Regions from separate parts of the Homo sapiens genome. Here all the other regions are linked to region 1. A link is a contact called in ENCODE Hi-C or POLR2A ChIA-PET data. All regions are on one chromosome and are shown on one strand. Each heading gives the region's core, a stretch centred on a gene start or an enhancer-like site at or near the end of the contact. The rest is flanking DNA. Distances are from core to core; before and after follow the strand shown.

Region 1 (3,920 bases), core at 1,284-3,783:
GGGGTTTAGAAGCTTGGCCGTCAATACCCACGGCAGTTACGGGGGCAAAGGAAACAGGCCCTTGAAAAGAAGGTAATGTGGGGTGGGTAGCCCCCGTATTGATTAAAAAGGGGATGGACTTACCCTCCACCGTAAGAGTTACCCGAAGCTCGGCATCTGTGATGGTCCAAGGGGCTTCTGAGGCGATCGGGCAGCATCAGTCTTCAGCCACTAAGCCGAGGAGATCTGGGAAGGAGTCAGCCAGAGAGCTTTGAGCCAGAGCTCCAGGGACCCTAGAAGGGGCTGTGATATTAGTTGGACAGTCCGATTTCCAGTGGGGTCCCGCACAGGTGGGACAGGCTTAGGAGGAATCCCGGGCTGCAGGCATTCCTTGGCCCAGTGGCCAGTTTTGCGGCACTTGAAGCAAGGTCCATGAGATGGTTTTAAAGGAGTGCCTAGAGGCTGTGGTTTGGTTGCTCTGAAGTTTTTGTGTGCTGAAGGCATGGCTGGGGTTTGTCTTACAGCAGAGGCAAGCAATTGCAGCTCTGAAAGACGTTGCTGCTTGGCTGCCTCTTCTCTATTGTTGAACACCTTGAAGGCGAGATTGATTAATTCCTGTTGTGGGGTTTGAGGGCCAGATTCCAATTTTTGAAGCTTTTTTTGTAATGTCAGGAGCTGACTGAGTGATAAAATGCATATTGAGAATAAGATGGCCTTCTGGCCCTTCAGGGTCTAGGGCTGTAAAGTTTCTAAGGGTAGCCACCAAACGGGCCATGAACTGGGCTGGATTTTCATCTTTACCTTGGGTGGCTTCTTAAAGCTTGTCATAATTAACAGCTTTGTATGCTGCCTTTTTCAGCCCTTCAGCTAGGCAAGAGACCATGTAATCTCGCCTAGCTATACCTGGGGAGCCTGTCTGGTATTCCCATCAAGGATCCTCTCAGGGAACTGCCCTGATGCCTTCTTGGAGGTCTGGCTCATGATGCCGGCGGGTGTTAGCGTGAGATTGGGCTAGGGTATAAACTCTTTCCTGCTCATCTGGGGAGAGGGTAGAGGTCAGGATGACATTTAGGTCACTGCAGGTTAAAGTGTAGGACTGAGTCAAATATTGGAATTCCTGTGTATATTTAGTGGGGTCTGATGAGAAAGAGCCCAGACGCTGACTGATTGGGAAAGGTCTGATAGAGAAAAAGGTATATGAACCTTTACTGTGCCCTCAGCTCCAGCCACCTCTCTATGAGGAAATTGTTGGGCAGGTGGGGGAGAGCTAGTCATGGAATGAAACTAAGCCTGACCAAGTTTGAGGAGGGGAGGTGATAGAAGAATTATAAGATGGGGGAGCGGAGGCTGAGGAAGAATTGGGACTTGATTCAGCCTGCCAAGGAGTGGCCTGGGGAGGGGGAGAGAGGTCAGAGGGGTCTGCAGAAAAGGGGGATTCAGGGGACTCTGAGGTTGGGGTAGAGACTGAAGGAACGGACGGGAGAGAAAGAAGAAAAATTTGGGATGAGTCACATTGGGAGCAGAGGCTTGGGAGGGAGCGAAGTGTAAAAAATGCCTGGACGCAAGGCACCTCAGACCATGTGCCCATTTTTTGACAAAAATGATCTAGGTCTTGTAGGATGGAGAAATCAAAAGTGCCGTTTTCTGGCCACTTGGAACCATTGTCAAGTTTATATTGCGGCCAAGCAGTATTGCAGAAGAAAATAAGACGTTTGAGTTTTATATCAGGTGTTAGTTTAAGAGAAGTTTTTAAGTACACAGGCTAAGGGGGAAGAGGGAGGAATGGAGGGCGGAAGATTGCCCAAAGTGAAGGAGGTAAGTTTAAAGAGAGAAGTAGAGACACGGAGAAGGGCGGGGGTGAGCAGCCAAAGCAGGCGTCCCCGCAAATGACTTGCCACCATGGGAATGTGGGTGAATGACCAAGGCAGGCATCCCCAAGGTGATCAGACACCAGTGGAATGTGGGTGAATAATTAGGCAGGCGTCCCCGCAGTGATTAGACACCAAGGGAAGACTGTCTTCCTGAGTCTGTGACCAGCGCCAGAGTTTTGGGTCCACGGATAAAATGTGTCTCCTTTGTCTCTACTAGAGAAGAAAAAGACTGGACAGGGAGATTGGAGGGTAGCGACAGAGGCTGGAGAAAAGAGTGAAGAGACCACTTACCCGATTTGAAATTGGTGAGATGTTCCTTGGGCTGGTCTGAGGACCCGAGGTCGCAGGTGGATCTCTTCACGGAATGAGGGCCAGGACAGGGGGCCGGTCTCACGAAGGAGTCCCCCTGGCCCAGATTTTGGCACCAAGTGTCAAGCATGTCCGTATAGAAGACCACCTAAACAGGCTTTGTGTGAGCAACAAGGCTGTTAATTCACTTGGGTGCAAGTGGGCTGAGTCTGAAAAGAGAGTCAGCGAAGGGAGATAGGAGAGGGGCAGCTTTATAGGGCTGGGGTAGGCTGTGGAAAGTTACAGTTAAAGGTGGTTATCTGTTGTCAGCAGAGGAGGGAGTCACAAGGTGCATGGTGGAGAGATGATGGGACTCATTGTCCAGAAGAATGTCACAGGGTCGATTGATCAGTTGGGGCAGGGCAGGAACACGTCATAATGGTGGAATGTCGTAAGGTGGGTTAATTAGTTAAGGCAGGAATTGGCTGTTTCACTTCCTTGTTTTTCAGCTGCTCCAGACTTCTTGGCTCCTGTAGGCCACCTGGACATATATGTGCAGGTCACAGGGGTTACAATGGCTGAGCTTCGGCTCAGAGGCCTGACAGTTCCCTTTTGGAAACGTTACAGGGTGATGTGACCTCAGCCCACCCTCTTATCTTTTCCTGGTCCTGGGTTTCAGAACTGCCTGGGGCTCATCTGAGATGCCCACAAGCTGCCGGGTCTCTTGGAGGGTCATGAATATCAGCTCCTGGGTCATTTCTTCCCAGAGGACAGCCTGAGATGTGCCTGTGGGGCCTCTCAGGGGAGCCGCCGGGTGCACCCCCTCCCCCTACCTCCCGGGAGGGAGGAGTCCCCTGGTATCTCCCTCCGTCATCTAAAAGGAAACCCCTTAGGACATTTAGCTTTTCTCACCCCAAGCCCAGTTTTCACTTCTTGGAAATACCTCTCTGGTCAGCCACTCAGATGCTGCTATTGAAGGGAAAAGACTGGAATGATCCCTGTCCTTTGAATCCTCTTAGCCTAGTGAAGGGAGAAAACTATGGCTAAGGACAGGAAAACCACCTTCACTGAGGTGACGCAAAAAGCTGAAACGCACACAATGCAGTGTCTTCTGGGAGGGTGGTCACTGAGTATATATGTGAGCAGCACAGGGTTTGGGGCATGTCTGAGGTTATATAGGATGACCTGATCTGACACTTGAGTCAGACTTGCCGGTATTCCAGTTTGCCCTACCCCTCCCTGGGTTTGTCACCTTGAAAATTTTTTTTTCACTTACTTACTTATAATAGAGTCAGGGTCTCACTACATTGCCTAGGCTGACCTCAAACTCCCGGGCTCAAGCGATCTTCCTGCCTCAAACTCCCAAAGTGCTGGGATTACAGGTGTGAGCCACTGCACCCAGCCTGAACCTCAGTTTTTAAAAAATTAAATATCAAATGGATTTTATTAGTAGAGTTTGATAGACAAGATAGAATATATCCAAGGAGGCAAGAAAGAGGTGTATTTCAGAAAAAAAAGAAAAAAGAAAAGAAATGTCTAGCCTTATATTTCATCCATTAATTTTTTTTTTTTTTGAGACAGAGTCTTGATCTGTTGCCCAGCCTGGAGTACAGTGGTGCCATCTCGGCTCACTGCAACCTCCGCCTCCCAGGTTCAAGTGATTCTCCTGCCTCAGCCTCCGGAGTAGCTGGGATTACAGGCACCTGCCACCACACCTGGCTAATTTTTGTATTTTTAGTAGAGATGGTGTTTCACCATGTTTGCCAGGCTGGTCTCGAACTT
Region 2 (3,823 bases), core at 1,057-3,556, 550 kb before region 1:
TTGAATCCAGTGATCCCTTTTCATCCTCCAGTGTCTCCTCAAAAGGATCAGGTGAGACCCATGACTTATTTTTCTTCCTGACTATTCCTTGGGCAGTAGCAGAGCTCCCCCGCAGTTAACACTTTCACTCCCAAAGCCAGCGTGGCCTCTGTGTTTGTGTCATCAGTCAGTGGCACCCAGATCCTGGCCTGAGCCCATTAGGCCAAAACAAGCACCCGCTGCTGCTCCCCTTCCTGGGCACGCGCTGGCATCTTTCCAGAAAGGAATTTTGGCAGTAGGAATTCAGTAATAGCACCAGTGATATTAACTACTGTTTACTCACTCCTCCTTATAAATCTTTGGTTTGTATCTTTGGGTTTTTTCCCTAAAAGAAATCCAGAATTTGACCCCAGGTACTGGCCTATGTTGTGGGTTCTGTGTTTGAAGGAACCTCATCTCACAGTGTAGAACTCGCAGATGCACGCTCGAGCCTTTATGCAATGGGAGCATCTGTGGACACCCCCTTTCTTTTGGGAACAGGCCCCGCTTGGTCCTGCAGCTTGCGTGGGGCGGGTAGCAGTGTTTGGTATCATAGGCGAGTGTATCCAGTACTCTAGGCAAATCCCTTCCAGGTTAGAGGAGAAAACACAGCAAAAACCTCTATCCAAAGACACCACCCTGTATAAATCATGTGGGTGGCAGGTCGCCCTGGAGTTGCTCCTCGCCTCCTGACCCATTGAGACCCAGTGGGACCCAGGGGCCACGCCTCTGTGGCAACTTGTCACTCTTCTGATGACCGTGAATGATGCTGGCCCTCCCAGAGTGGTCGTCACAGTGAGAAACCGTCTTGCCATGCCAGAGTGGGCAGGGGGGCCTTGCTGAGAGGCCTTCATGCAGACACACGTGTCTAATGAATAAATGCAGCCTTCCTGAGTCTCCTGGTTCAGGGGCCATCTAGCATTTCCCCTCCACCCCAGAAGGCATGTTCTCTTAAAGACCTGTAACTCTGACTTTGTTGGTGCCGATTGCAGATCCCTTTGGAACCTTAGATCCCTTCGGAAGTGGGTCCTTCAATAGTGCTGAAGGCTTTGCCGACTTCAGCCAGATGTCCAAGGTAAAGCCCCTCCACGGAGCCCCCGCGCCTCTGCTAGTGTCTTTGTGCCTCTTGTCATGGTGTGGGCTGCCAGGCGTAATTGTTCATGTCACGTATGTATCTCCCCGGCACCTTTCCAACACAAGGTCAGGTCTGGAAAGCATCCATGGCTGTGATCCAATGCACTGCAGTCCCGTGGGGTGAGCCCTGACCCTTCCCAGTGGCATAGGTGCCCTGGGCTCCCCTGGCTCCCACTGGTGTCTGACGACCATCAGGTCTCAGACGGTGAAGTCATTGCCATGGCCGAGTAGAAACTTGAGAAGGCGTTGGGCACAGGCGTCTCGAGAGGGCCATGGGCAGCAGGCCTGCAGGTGCGAGGCGTCCAGGGAAAGTGGGCCAGCGAGTGTTCAGAGTCGCCCATGTGACAGAACTCTCAAGGGGTGTTGAAAAGTGAGGGCCGGCCTCCTTGAATAAATGCAGACAGATCCACAGGTGAGGAGTGAACTGTTGAAGGAGGACAGCAGCGAGGCTGGTTACCAGACTGGACCCGTTGGTGTCCGGCCCTCACCACACGGTGACCTGAACTCACTGTGGCTCTGGTCCCAGACAGCTGTAGGGCTTCTCCAGACGCTGGCAGTGTGGTTGGAGCTCATCTTTAAGGTAGCATAGAGAATTCAACAGGGAACATCCAGAATGGACAAGTCAAAAAACAACAATAGAAGCCCCTTACGACTGAGGTGCCTTCCGGAAGAAACTGCTGGAAAGTTGGAAATGGGGGCTGTGGTGAGTGGGAAGGACAGGGCTGCGGCACCATTGTGCTTCCTTGTGAGTTGTATGTTTCCCTGTTTGAGTGAGGAGCATTTTTCTTTGGCAGGAATGAAGGAAAGCAGATGAGGTGTGTCCCGTCCCTGACACCTGCGTCCACTCTGTCCCTTCTCGGCAGCCCCCAGGCAGGGGCAGATGGGCTCTGTCTTCGGGGGGCTGCAGGGGCCTGCTTTCCTCACGAGTTCCACCTGCAGAGGCCCAGGCATTATCCACGCTGCGGGAAGAGGCAGTAGCCACAAGCAGAACACAGCCCCCCTCCTGGAGCCCATGGCCCAGGTGGTAAGGGGTGGCCGGTGTGGGGGGTCCCCTGGAGCAGCTGGGCCCAGTCCCTGTGAGCGCTGCTGTCAGCCTGAAGGTGGTGAGGGGAGGGAGCCCCGGGAGTACCTGGAAGACGCGTGCCCCAGGCATGAGGCCCCCTCGGGGCCCCACCGGCCCCATGCCCAGGTGCCCCAGGTGCCAGTGTGACTGGGCAGTCTCCCTTGGCTGCCCCGTGTTCACTCAGCTGGTGGAGCAGATGAGTCTCTGAGCATCTTGGGGTTGGCAGCGGTCGCAACTTGTGATCACAGAACACAGATTCCGAGAAGCACTTGAGATTCTGTTCAGGTTTTCAAAGACGCGTGTGTGCGTGCCCTGGCGGCGCAGCAGATCCCACTTCTGACCGAGGCAGGGTGTGTGTTTACACAGATGAGCCTGGGCAGAGGGAGCCCAGAGGCCCTGGCATGGCGCCCCCCTCCTTCCAGCACACGGAGAAGGCCTCCATCCCTCATATGCCACGCTGTGACACGGTTTGGGACTGGCAGAAGATTTAGGGCCCAGTGCACAGGCTCCTGGGCAGGCGGGAAACCATCTCCCGAAAGCAGAAAACGTTGGCCACACGGTGGCAGCAGTCCCTCAGGCGTCCTGGTCGTTTCTGGTTGTCGCAAGTGGACTCCTCTTCCTTTGGGAGGCTGGATCTGTCTTCCTCCTCTCACTGTGAGCAGAGGGAGGGAGAGCTAGCAGAGCCTGAGCTAGGGCCGGGATCTAATGACCGCCCTCTGCCTGTCCTTGGGCCCTGAAACCAGGGGCTCTTCACACACATGCAGCTGTGATTTCAGAGCCGGTCTCACTTCCTATTGGCGGTGCCGGGCCAGGACAGAGTTGGACAGAGCTGTGGAAAATGGGTCTCCAATACTATCTTGTTTTGATTCCAGCGTTCCATCAGCTGCCTTCATGACACTTGTACAGCCGCATTCTGAGCTCAACCCTGACCTTGCAGCTCTGTTTTTCCTTTTTGGTTACCTATCTGTTTTTCAAGAACAACATTGTGGATATAAATAAAATGCTAAGGGAAATGAAAGTGGCAAGAAGGTGTTTTTTTAAAAAACAAAAAAAAACCATCATCAACTTTTCCCCATCTGAGCAGAGCAGGGAGGCCCTTTTGTAAGTCCCTGAATTGAAGCACCTTACCTCTGCGTGGCTTTGCTGAGGAGAGTCACAGCCCACAGCCTGATTCTAGAAGTTTCCTTTGGGAGGCTCTTCGGGCCTGCACTCTTAGTTGAGGCCCCACCCTCACCTGAAGAGATTTTTCTAGACAGTATCAAGCCTATGTGACATAAGCTCACTTTAAAAACAGATTCCCCAAAGTATGTTTCCAGGGAGCATTTGAGAATAAAAACAAGAGTCCAACTTATTTCACCCTCTTCTGCCCTGAAAAAAAAAAAAAGCCATCTGTGAAATACTGGGTTAGTCGTCAGCCCATTTTTAGCAACTTCTCAATTGTTTAAAGCTGTGCATTGATATTTAGGGCTGCTGTTTACAAATTCAGTCTTCTGTTTTGAACCAGTTCTTCAACTGGTGAACTCAAACGTGTTTCTCTTAGAGCTGGTTTTCATAGTAGCTTTTTCTGTCTTCCTTTTATTTTAAGCACACTTCACTCTTGCCGAGCCC
Region 3 (4,151 bases), core at 1,652-4,151, 610 kb before region 1:
GGTGACAGAGTGAGACCCTATCTCTAAAACAAACAAAAATTCGGCACATATTTGGTCCATCATTCGTAACCTTAACCATGTTTAATTTTGTTGCTTTATACAACCTAACATTTCCTAAATGTTGGGAGCTCATAGTTTTTGGAAAATATATGCATCTGAAATTTTACAGATTTCCAGATGCAGTGGAATAAGTCCATTTTATTTTATTTTATTTATTTATTTTGAGACGGAGTTTTGCTCTTTTTGCCCAGCCTGGAGTGAAGTGGCATGATCTTGGCTCACTGCAGCCTCCACCCTCTGGGTTCAAGTGATTCTCCTGCCTCAGCCTCCCAAGTAGCTGGGATTTCAGGCACCTGCCACCACGCCTGGCTGATTTTTATGTTTTTAGTAGAAATGAGGTTTCGCCATGTTGGCCAGGCTGGTCTCGAACTCCTGACCTCAGGTGATCCACCTGCCTCGGTCTCCCAAAGTGCTAGGATTACAGACATGAGCCACCACACCTGGCCAGGATAAGTCCATTTTAGTGTATTCATTTAAGCGATGTCCCCAAGGTGAGTCCAGTTCAGCCCAACGCTCCAAGGGGTTTTTGCACGGACGGCCTTCATTGTTGAAGTGCACATCCTCTTTCCCTGAAGCCTGCTGTTAGAGACAGCTCCCCCTACCCTCACTGGCGATATGCTGTTTACTCCTTCCCTTTCTTTGGACTTGCAGGGTTTCTATGTTGCACTGAGACTGGTGGCCTGTGCACAGAGTGGCCATGAAGTTACCTTGAGCAATCTGAATTTGAGCATGCCACCGCCTAAATTTGTGAGTGTCCAAGTCCTTCAAGTTCACATTCTTCTAATACCAGATGTGTGTGTGTGTGTATGTGCATGTGTGTATGTGCATGTATATTTCCATGTTTTCTCTAGCCTTCCCCTTTTATTGTGGTGAAATTCACATAATAGAAAATTAATAATTTTAAAGTGAACTATTTAGTGGTATTTAGTGCATTTACAGTGTTGTGTCTTCATTACCTCTGTCTAGCTCCAGAACTTTTTCATCCCTCCGCAAGGAGACCCCATCCACATTAAGTAATCACTCCTTGTCTCCCCCTCCCAGTCGCTGGCAACCACTAATTTTATTTCTGTCAATGGATTTGCCTGTTCTGGACATTTCCTATCAATGGAATTCTCTAACATGGTCTTTTGTGTCTGGCCTCTCTCTCAGCATCGTGTTTTCAGGGTTCATCCATGTTGTAGAATGGATCAGTGTTTCCATATTCCATTTACTGGATGGACCACATCTTTATCCATTCATCTCTCTGGACATGTGGGTTATTTCCACCCTTTTGACTGTTGTGAATAGTGCTGCTACCAGCATTCATGTACAAGGATTTGTTTGGACATCCGTTTTTAATTCATTTGGGTCAATACGTAGGAGTGGAATTGCTGGGTCATGTGGTGATTCTGTGTTTAACTTTGTGAAGTCTTCCCTTTTTTGAAAGCACTTTGAAACGTGTATCCTTTTCAGCAAACCCACCCACCTATGATTTAATTCTGTGCCAGCCACAAAGGAATGTTTCTCTCTCTTCTCAGCACGACACCAGCAGCCCTCTGATGGTCACACCGCCCTCTGCAGAGGCCCACTGGGCTGTGAGGGTAAGTGAACGGGAATAGCTCCCTCCTTGGCTCTCCTTCAGATAGAATTGTTCCAGCAGTTGTTCTAGAATTGTTCTGGAATTGTTCTAGTTTGATGTTGTTCAGAACATTTTATAGGATGATTGTGTCAGCTCTTCTGTCTCAGTGTGAGTGGCCACAGCACTTGGATGAAACGCCTCTTCTAATGAACACCTTTTACAAAGGCTGTGGCCCTTCACTGGAATTGGGAGTTGCCTACCTGGACAACTAAGTGTCAGGAGTTGGATTATTAAAGGGCTGCAGTTTAAATCTTGCATCTTTAGGTCACATTCTGTGGTTTTTGCTGCTTGTGTTGGTTATTCAGAATAGAAGAGGAAACGGTGAGAGCTTGCAAGCACGTGGACCCCCAAATGTGTCCCTTGCTTTCTCGCTTCTTTCCAGCCACTTTGCATGTTACCATTCTTTCCTCCCTGATGTTCTGATTGCTTTGTGAAAAGCCTCTCTCAGCACTTGAAGTGTTATTTTTAAAACAGAGGATGTTGTGGCTGGAAAGATAAGCTACTGCGTCCAGAAAGAAGAAAAAAAACGAGGGCTGTCTTCTAAGTACAGAATTCCTTCTAAAGGAAGTGAGCATGGTCCCTCCAAGTAACATCAGGCCTCCTCACCTTCCCTTCACTTTCAGACTGTCACATTTCCTCACGTTTATGTGGCTTAAATCCTGACATGAATAACACTCTTGCTCTCAAATAAAGGTCCCAAGCACTTTCGTCCCATGTTTACACGGTTGGTTTGCTCCCTTCTTGGAGAGGTCATGGGCTGGGTGGGGGTATCTGTGCAGGGAGAGGACATGAAGATATGTCATGTGACTGAGGAGTCATGCAGTCACCTCTGTCATCAAGCACTTTGCCAGTGGCAATCACTGTGGTGAAGGGTTTCTCCCTGTCACCCAGCGCATTGTGTGGACTTTGAAAAAGAGCTACTTTGTCATGGGAAACAGTGCCAAGAGATCTTATACTTTAAAATGTGATGGCTCTTTTCCACCAGGGGTTATGTCCAGGCCTCACTGGAAGAGCTGGGACTGAGGGGCCTGGGGACCTCGCAGAGAGGAGTCAGGGAGCACAGGACCAGATGCTGTAATTGGGGTGTACTGTGGTCGAGAGAGATTCTGCATTCCATTCACAGCCACAGTCAGAAAGAACAAGCCCGAAGTGCCAAGTGTTTGTTTCCGTTGTGAACATTTCTGGGCTTCTGAAGGCACTGAGTCAGCAAGTCCGATGGCCAGGAGAGGATCCCAGGCCCCCGAGAAAGACCTGCAGCGCTCAGCTTCTTAGCACCAACAGCTGTGAAAGCATGCGGTGTCTGCCGGTGATCTCATCTCTGTGACTGAGGGCTCTGTCTTGGTTTTTGTCTTTTAAAAATTAAAAAATTTTTATTGTGGTTGAAAGACACATCATGTAACATTTACCATCTTAACCATTTCTAAGTGTACAGTTCAGGAATGTTAAGTTTCCTTTGGAGGGTGGAACAGACTGGAAGCCACTGCCTCACTCATGGCCCCTTTTACGGGCTGCCTGCCCTATGTCTTTCAGAACAGCAGGAACTGTGACTCCCCATCCTAATGCTGTACCTTCCCTCTGTTCATGAAGAGCTATTCCTATTTACGTATTAATTTATTTACCATTAGAAATGGAGGGCTTCCTGTATGTGGCTGGGCTTGGTGGCTCACACCTGTAATCCCAGCACTTTGGGAGGCCGAGGCAGGCGGATCACTTGAGGCCAGGAGTTCAAGACCAACCCGGCCATCATGTTGAAACACCATCTCTACAAAAAATACAAAAATTAGCCGGGCCTGGTGGCGCATGCCTGTGATCCCAGCTACTCGGGAGGTACGAGTGCTGAGGCACGAGAATTGCTTGAACCTGGGAGTCGGAAGTTGCAGTGAGCTGAGATTGTGCCACTACACTCCAGCCTGGGCAACAGAGCAAGATTTTTGTCTCAAAAAAAGAAAAAAAAAAAAAAAAAGAGGACTTCCTGTACTTTAAGTTGATTTTGATAATTATTTGCTCAAGCACTAACATCTGCTCACACTTTTGTCTTTCTGGTACAAGTGGGCTCCTTGGAGGCAGGTGAGACTGATCTTTGTCTCCCTGCAAAGACACTGCCCCACCATGGGAGACTCCTGCCACACTCAGGCAGCAGCTAGGACGAAGGACAAGACCCGGGGCCAGGGCCTCCCTCCTGAGGACCTTGGCTCCCAGATCCGAGGTTGCCATAACGTTATTTCCTTCAGGGTATATGTTCACTTTGGAAACCAAGGGGCCAAGACTGTTCTAAGATCATTTTGTGCTTTTAGCCAAGGGTGATGATGGGTCCGTGGCCATTTTCACTTGGCTTTCGGTCAGAGCTCGGTCTGGACATTCACACAGGTGTGCTCTCCTACTTACTCGGGCTATTTCTTTCCAACTAGGTGGAAGAAAAGGCCAAATTTGATGGGATTTTTGAAAGCCTCTTGCCCATCAATGGTTTGCTCTC

Evidence for each region. A loop is a pair of places that touch in the nucleus more often than their neighbours do. ChIA-PET counts read pairs that join two places held with the same protein, here RNA polymerase II (POLR2A). Pooled maps may share reads with other maps.
Region 2: a loop to region 1 is called in a pooled map, with 4 times the contacts of the local background. The contact joins the enhancer-like site here to the promoter of UCA1 in region 1. A Hi-C loop is called at or near these places in 2 of 168 maps with a recorded cell type or tissue (CD4-positive, alpha-beta T cell and CD8-positive, alpha-beta T cell) and 9 of 50 pooled maps. POLR2A ChIA-PET finds 5 or more read pairs at or near these places in 4 of 52 experiments (CD4-positive, alpha-beta T cell, CD8-positive, alpha-beta T cell, activated naive CD8-positive, alpha-beta T cell and 1 more).
Region 3: a loop to region 1 is called in a map of natural killer cell, with 4 times the contacts of the local background. The contact joins the enhancer-like site here to the promoter of UCA1 in region 1. A Hi-C loop is called at or near these places in 1 of 168 maps with a recorded cell type or tissue (natural killer cell), 1 of 37 single-sample maps with no recorded cell type and 3 of 50 pooled maps.

What each region holds. Positions count from the first base shown.
Region 1 is chr19:15,827,560-15,831,479 of GRCh38, reverse strand. UCA1 (urothelial cancer associated 1) reads right to left here and starts at 2,533. Exons shown (of 3, transcript NR_015379.3): 1 at 2,142-2,533; 2 at 124-225. LOC124900418 (collagen alpha-1(I) chain-like) reads right to left here and starts at 2,533. Exons shown (of 3, transcript XM_047439793.1): 1 at 2,142-2,533; 2 at 124-225. RefSeq lists an enhancer at 2,090-3,289.
Region 2 is chr19:16,382,399-16,386,221 of GRCh38, reverse strand. It overlaps EPS15L1 (epidermal growth factor receptor pathway substrate 15 like 1), which reads left to right. Exons shown (of 24, transcript NM_001258374.3): 20 at 1-51; 21 at 1,011-1,093. Among named protein-coding and RNA genes, the nearest start is that of KLF2, 59 kb to the right of the region's middle. RefSeq lists enhancers at 2,453-2,954, 3,207-3,296. Within about 2 kb of position 2,306, at least 33 of the 41 ENCODE cell types and tissues checked have a DNase peak (open chromatin) inside an H3K27ac peak, as active enhancers do; they include CD4-positive, alpha-beta T cell and CD8-positive, alpha-beta T cell, where a contact is called at or near this core.
Region 3 is chr19:16,434,426-16,438,576 of GRCh38, reverse strand. It overlaps EPS15L1 (epidermal growth factor receptor pathway substrate 15 like 1), which reads left to right. Exons shown (of 24, transcript NM_001258374.3): 5 at 712-807; 6 at 1,578-1,640; 7 at 4,087-4,151. Among named protein-coding and RNA genes, the nearest start is that of EPS15L1, 35 kb to the left of the region's middle. Within about 2 kb of position 2,901, at least 19 of the 41 ENCODE cell types and tissues checked have a DNase peak (open chromatin) inside an H3K27ac peak, as active enhancers do.